Linked DNA regions of Homo sapiens: region 2 is linked to region 1. A link is a contact called in ENCODE Hi-C data. All regions are on one chromosome and are shown on one strand. Each heading gives the region's core, a stretch centred on a gene start or an enhancer-like site at or near the end of the contact. The rest is flanking DNA. Distances are from core to core; before and after follow the strand shown.

Evidence for each region. Hi-C counts contacts between places; a loop is a spot of excess contacts on that map.
Region 2: a map of breast epithelium shows a loop between it and region 1 (12-fold over the local background). The contact joins the promoter of KRTAP11-1 here to the promoter of KRTAP21-2 in region 1. A Hi-C loop is called at or near these places in 1 of 168 maps with a recorded cell type or tissue (breast epithelium).

What each region holds. Positions count from the first base shown.
Region 1 is chr21:30,745,643-30,749,106 of GRCh38, reverse strand. It overlaps KRTAP21-2 (keratin associated protein 21-2), which reads left to right and starts at 1,848. Exons shown (of 1, transcript NM_181617.3): 1 at 1,848-2,313. The coding sequence starts at 1,905. The coding sequence ends at 2,156.
Region 2 is chr21:30,879,675-30,883,138 of GRCh38, reverse strand. KRTAP11-1 (keratin associated protein 11-1) reads left to right here and starts at 1,559. Exons shown (of 1, transcript NM_175858.3): 1 at 1,559-2,495. The coding sequence starts at 1,615. The coding sequence ends at 2,106.

The DNA of each region.
Region 1 (3,464 bases), core at 599-3,098:
TTTCCCCAATGTATGTTCGTGTTGACTTAGTCAAAGAACAGCTGGCTATAAATAATATGGCTTTATTTCCGGGTTCTCTCTTCTTTTTCAATGATCTATTTATCTATATTTATACCACTACCACACTGTTTTGGTAGCCCTGTGATGTGTTCCTTGATTCTGTATTTTTACAAAACATTATTGTATAAAATGCTTCAGGCAAGGTAAACTGAGGTCAATTACATGGAAGTTCATTTTCTGAGAGCATTTGCTCACTTTTGAAAGTTTATTACGAAAACATTACTTGACATATGTATATTTACACATATGTATATCACATACTTTAAAAATAGCAAAATTAAAATTCAAATCTCAAAATTTTAGTACAACAAATAGATCAATACAAGTATATACAGAAATTTGAAAAGCTGTTACTGTTTAGGAATGCTTATATTTGGGCAAAAGAAAAGGGGAAAAGAAAGAAAAAGTTTTGTCTCCACCATGTATCAGGGTCATTGCTACACTACTTATATTGCCTGTGTATTTTCTGTAGGCCTCTTAATAAAATTTTAAATAAAAGTAATTATTTTTATTCCCATTTGGCAGTTGCAGAAACTGAGGTTCATCTAAGTTGAGGACATTTTCCATGGTCATATAATTAGGAAAAGACTCAGTCAGGAAATTAACCAATCTGTTTTCCAGGGAAAGCTATTTCTACTACAGAGCCTCTGGAACATGGAGGACATTGTACTGATTATCAATTTGTGGCCCCTCAGCATCTAATTCATCCTTCAGTATATTCTCTGTGCTGATAGATGGGATTCCTTTAAGTATTTCTCCTTCACTGTGAGCATGGCTTCAAGTTTTCTCAGGAGAGGATGCAGCAGGGACATTGCAGGAGGAAACAGAGCTCCTGCATTTTTGGGTGTGGCACAGAAGGGCAGTAGAAGGTATCAGCAGTGTGGGTTAAGGATATCCAATGAAGCTCCACCTCAGTTTTGGGTCCAGGATATGCTGGAAATTATTATTCAGTAGAAAGCACCGATGTACAGCATAAACATCAGAGTGGTCCAATTATTATGGATATCCAATTGTTAATTCGGTTCTTAAACACAAACAAACCTGTGTTTAAGAACAGAATTTAACAACTGGACATCAACAACAAAGTTGTGAACCAAGGAATTCCCCTCACTTTAAATGGAAAAATCAAAAGTTTATTCTATAAATTTTAAATGACACATATTACATAACTGACCTGTCAGACGTTTAACAAAAATTTTTTTTTCAAGCAAGAGAAGGTCATAGACTGCCTAGAAAAGGGGGGAATGGTCAAACTTTTCTTCAGAGAGAAGGAGAGGGTTTCAAGAAGTTGAGGTAGCACGTGGAAATACCCAATTCTTTGTCCAAAAACCATGATTTAGTAATTTTTAGTGACTATGATAAGAAAAGAACACCAAGGTATTAGGAAAGAATAAGAAGAAATGATGATGATGATGGTATTAAGAGCAGTGAGAACTCCTTATTAAATAGATAATTCTCAAGACCTTACAAGAACAGAAAGATAAACATACATTTATAGGTCAAACATATTTTGGTGATGTGTTATGTCATGGCTATGAAATGAAACTATGGAAAACAAAATTATGGTTGTATAAGCTTGTGTGTTTAGAACTTGTATATTTGTTTTCTTTTCAGGCATAAAAATATTCCTAGGGAAGTCATAAGCAAATTATGAATTCCAAAGAAAGTAGATGTACACAGAATGAGCTCATTTTAGGCAGATGATTATAAAATGAGCAAATAGAGCCCATGTGAGGATGACCCATGCATCCCTGGAAGTATATAAAGGTCTTAGAAGAGTAGAGGACAGTCACACTTCAGAAATATCCTCCTACACCTCAACTGAAATCTAACCTCCTGAAATCATGTGTTGCAACTACTACAGAAACTGCTGTGGGGGCTGTGGATATGGCTCTGGCTGGAGTTCCGGCTGTGGATATGGTTGTGGCTATGGCTGTGGATACGGCTCTGGCTGTAGATATGGCTCTGGCTATGGAACTGGCTGTGGCTATGGCTGTGGATACGGCTCTGGCTGTGGATATGGCTGTGGATACAGCTCTAGCTGCTGTGGCTACCGACCACTTTGCTACAGAAGATGCTATTCCTCTTGCTACTAATCATCACTACAGGTCATCCTTGGCTTTGCAATGACCTCTCCAAGATCAAGTTCAATTGAAATCTCCCCTACCCATTATCTTCACATCTAAGTAAAGGTTGACTATGGTCACCTGACTATCTGAATGCATATAAGAGAAGCTGTTGGCAGTGGATGGAGACTGAGTAGTTTCATCACATCGCTGAAGAGAGGAGATTTTATTCTGATTAATTTTCTAGTGTAATTTTCTAATGTAAGCTCTTACATCTTTTTCTGAATCTTTGTGCCATGACTATTTGCTGAAACACAAGAGGACTATATAATTGGAGCATACTAAAATGGAAAAAAAATAGAATTTTCTTAATAAAAGGCCTTACTCACTAAGAAGTCTGGTCTCCTTAATGTCTCCTTAATTTGAGGTTTTGTGGCTTCCTCAAAAGCTGTGTGACCACAACTTTAAATAAGACAACGTTATTTTATTGGTTGAATCCAAATACTTGTGTTTTACATATTTCTTAATTCCTTGTATGTTAACTCTTTACATTTTTATTTAAACATGAACACAAATATTAAGCTCAAAATTTTAAAATATGCATGAAAAAAGAATTAGAATAGAACCAAGAATGAGACAGGGGATCTACTCATGAGGTTAATGCACTAGTTCAGCAATGACTATCTTGTTTGAGCTTAAGTCAAGGTAATTAAGAGGCAACAATATTAATTTAATGTTAATAGCTTTTGAAATATGTAAAACAAGAAATCTTAGACTAAGCAGATAAGTCTCCTACAAGTGCTCAAGATGGTGAGAAAGGATCAGGGCTCTTTTATGTTCCCACTCCCCACCCTTTCTGTGTGACTTTCATACTCATGGTTTTAAAGTGGTTGCTGTGTATGACCAACATTCTGCACAAGTAAGGACAAATGATGAAGAGCATCAGGTCTTTTAAAACTTTGTCCTCTTATTTGGGAAGGGACACTCTTCCTGGAAGAATTTTGACTGCCCTTGTTTGTACACATGTGTACTGTGACCACTCTTAGCTAAAGGTGTGTAAAGAACAAAAAGGTGTTCAGGGGTTCTGCTAGTCAGCAATCATGTGTGCCCAAAGTATGTAGGTCTTTGGGATCAAGAGGAAAGGACAAAAGACTGAGGAAGCAAAACCTCAGGTAAATGGCCATATGTTCCTACAGCAATTTGAGTTTGGGAAGGGGTACAATTTATGACTTCACTCATTTTTTTCCTTCAAGTGTAGAGGTTTGAGCTTAATATACTGTCCTATTTATATCATATTACTGTTTGTCCACACATAGCTCTTTTCCCTTTTTCTATTTT
Region 2 (3,464 bases), core at 310-2,809, 130 kb before region 1:
CAACATTGTGGAAAGTAGTCATCTCATTAATTTCACCCCGTTCCTGGGAACACATGGTGAGTCACTGAGGGAGGGTCAGGACATTGAGGTCTGATATCTGGGAATCATGCTATTGCTCACAGCACCCTCTTCTTTGGGTGTGTCGTTAGTTTCCAATTAGGGATTTCTGATGAGTCCTGACATAACGCTGTTTGCTTTGTGGATATTTAAAACATAGCTTACCTGTAGCCCTCAAATACATGGAAATCCATTTTATTCCCTTACGCTCCCTCATGTAAGCTAGTTTAAAAATGAGTCAGATGCTACAGCTGTTTTGGGACAGAAATACCACTGACCACTTGAAGCGATGTTGAAGTTGCTTATTTTGCCAGAGTTGAGGCAGTTTATTCATCTATGTTCAGGTGGACCCAAACGAGCCATCATTCTGGTGTTTAAAATTCATTATATTGTAGTGAGATGAAATAAAATAGAGTGATATCCCTATAGCTTCCCCAAGCATAAAAAGAATAATTAAATATAGCACACTCTTCACACATCTCTTCATTACCAAACATTGATTAAGTGCCTGCTTCCCCCAGCTCTGCCTCCCCCTTATCCCTGATGGAGACAATGACCTTGAAGAGCCTTTAGTTTGTCCATAATTAAAATGCATTCTATCTATATGTGTGAAAATAAATATCTTTTGAACATATTGAACAAATTGGGAGAAAGACACTGTACCCTTTCAAATTAACATTATGATAATTTTAAAAATTAACTAAGCCTTTTCCACTGGCATATTAATGAGACCCAGGAGTCACTATTATCCACTGTTATTAAATTAAACATTTTAGGAATAAAGCTCATCCAATTTACTTAGAAAAGGTCTTGGCTACAAATACAGTTGCACTTAGTTAGCTTCTAATTTGCTTTGTTGGTTGAACATAAAGGGTGGGTCCCACTGCCCTCTAGCCTTCCCACGGGCATCTTGTTTGAGTCAGTTGATTAATTTTGAGAGCCAGCTCAGACTTTGGATACAAGTCTCTGTGCCCTTTGTTCCTGTCAAGTGTTGTCACTGTTGTCTTGAAACATATTCAAGGAGGCACCTTCCCAATGAGGAGCTCCGTTAGGTGTGGTAGAGTGACTGATTAAGTTATGTTTAAAAGATATTAAGTCCAGTGACAAATGAAACAGGGCATGGGCTTGTAATTGGTCCTGGTAGGGAGGGAGAGAGTGTGTGATGGTAGGATGGTGGCATCTTTGGTAGGATGAGTGTCAGGTCAACACTCATCATAAGCAAGATGAATGAGGGACAACGTGTGGGCTGGGATGACCAATAGCTTTGAAGCTGCCAACCAGCCTTCTTAATCAGACTAAGTACAGTACAGAAGACTTGTGATTTAGTTACCAAACTACTAAACTTTCTTTATGAGGGTGAAGGCTTCTTAAGAGACAATTAATGTGTAGATTCACAAGATGTTCTAAGGCAAACTGGTCTGAGCCAAAGAAGCCACGGAGACCAGGGAGAGAGCCCCACCCACCAGCAAGGATATATAAAAGCTCAGGAGTCTGGAGTGACATTCACAACTCAGGAGGTAACTTCAGCAAGCTACCTGCAGCCCTCTGTCTGACATCATGTCCTTCAACTGCTCCACAAGAAATTGCTCTTCCAGGCCCATTGGAGGACGCTGCATTGTTCCAGTGGCCCAAGTTACCACGACTTCCACCACTGATGCTGACTGCCTGGGCGGCATCTGTTTGCCCAGTTCCTTCCAGACTGGCTCTTGGCTCCTGGACCACTGTCAAGAGACCTGCTGTGAGCCCACTGCTTGCCAGCCAACCTGTTACCGGCGAACTTCATGTGTCTCCAACCCTTGCCAGGTGACTTGCTCTCGACAAACTACCTGTATTTCCAACCCCTGCTCAACTACCTACAGCCGGCCGCTCACCTTTGTCTCTAGTGGATGTCAGCCCCTGGGAGGCATCTCCAGTGTCTGCCAACCAGTGGGCGGCATCTCTACTGTCTGCCAACCAGTGGGAGGAGTCTCTACTGTCTGCCAGCCAGCCTGTGGGGTCTCCAGGACGTATCAGCAGTCCTGCGTGTCCAGCTGCCGAAGAACCTGCTAAGTGTGTAGGAGCCAGTGAGCGAATCAAGACTCCACGACCTGCCAGCTGTTTCCAGGATCTTCCAGCATGCTGCTTGTCCCTGAATAGCTCTTCATAGCTGACCCTTCTTGTGACCGCCTGACTGCTGGCTACTATCCATGCACACGCTGTCTTTAGCACTCTAAAATTTTTCTGGCCAGCCCTAAGCTTGTTTTAAGGGTTGCTCACTGGTGCTGTGTATGCCTCTGGATGTGTCCAGAAGCTTTACCATCCACACCCCAGTCTCTGATGCTTTTGACATGTTTTCACCTTGCTGCTGTATCTCCTGGCCTCTGCTTTTGTGTCTCACAAAAACAGAGCTTGTCTCACCATGTATTTCTCAATAAACCTGCATTAGTTGGCATTGCAAATGTATGTCTCAGCAGAATTCTTTTTTAAACATTTCAACTTTTAATTTAGTTTTTGCGGGGTACATGTGCAGGTTTGCTACAGGGGTATACTGTGTGATGCTGAGGTTTGGGGTATGATTGAACCCATCTGTCAGGTATTGAACATAGTACCCAATAGGTAGTTTTCCAACCCTTTTCCTCTTCCTCACTCCCCGCTCTTCCAGTTGCCAGTGTCTATTGTTTTTATCTTTATGTCCACGTGTACCTAATGTTTAGCTCCTACTTATTAGTGAGAACAGGTGGTATTTAGTTTTCTCAACAGAGCTCCTTGTTTGCAAGAGTCTTTGCTGATCAGGGTCTGATTTTTTTTTTCCTGAGCCTAGAATATGGGCTTAATCATTATGCCCTGTGACCAAACCAAGGATTATCTTATATTTTACTTGTTCAGAGAGAGTCTTCAGCTGTGCGGTGAAGTAAGGGCTATGATTTTTCTTTTCTTTTCTTTCTTTCTTTTTCTTTTTCTTTTTTTTCTTTTTTTTGAGATGGAGTCTCACTCTGTCGCCCAGGCTGGAGTGCAGTGGCACGATCTTGGCTCACTGTAAACTCTGCCTACTGGGTTCAAGTGATTCTCCTGCCTCAGCCTCCAGAGTAGCTGGGATTACAGACGTTCACCACTACGCCCGGCTAATTTTTGTAGTTTTAGTAGAGACAGGTTTCACCACGTTGGCCAGGCTGGTTTTGAACTCCTGAGCTCAGGTGATCTGCCGCCTCGGCCTCCTAAAGTGCTGGGATTACAGGCCAGGGCTATGAGATTTCTAGGAGTAACTTGTCTTCTACGTCTCCTTCCATTTCTAGGGGCACATGGAATAACTTACATTTAGGAAAAAGAAAAGTTACCCAGAAAACCAGGTATTTCAGAAAGATGTGCAGGGAAGGGAGCAGTGGGATCACTGAGAAGTGCTGAGTCTTATTTAGTTAGAGGATCACAGT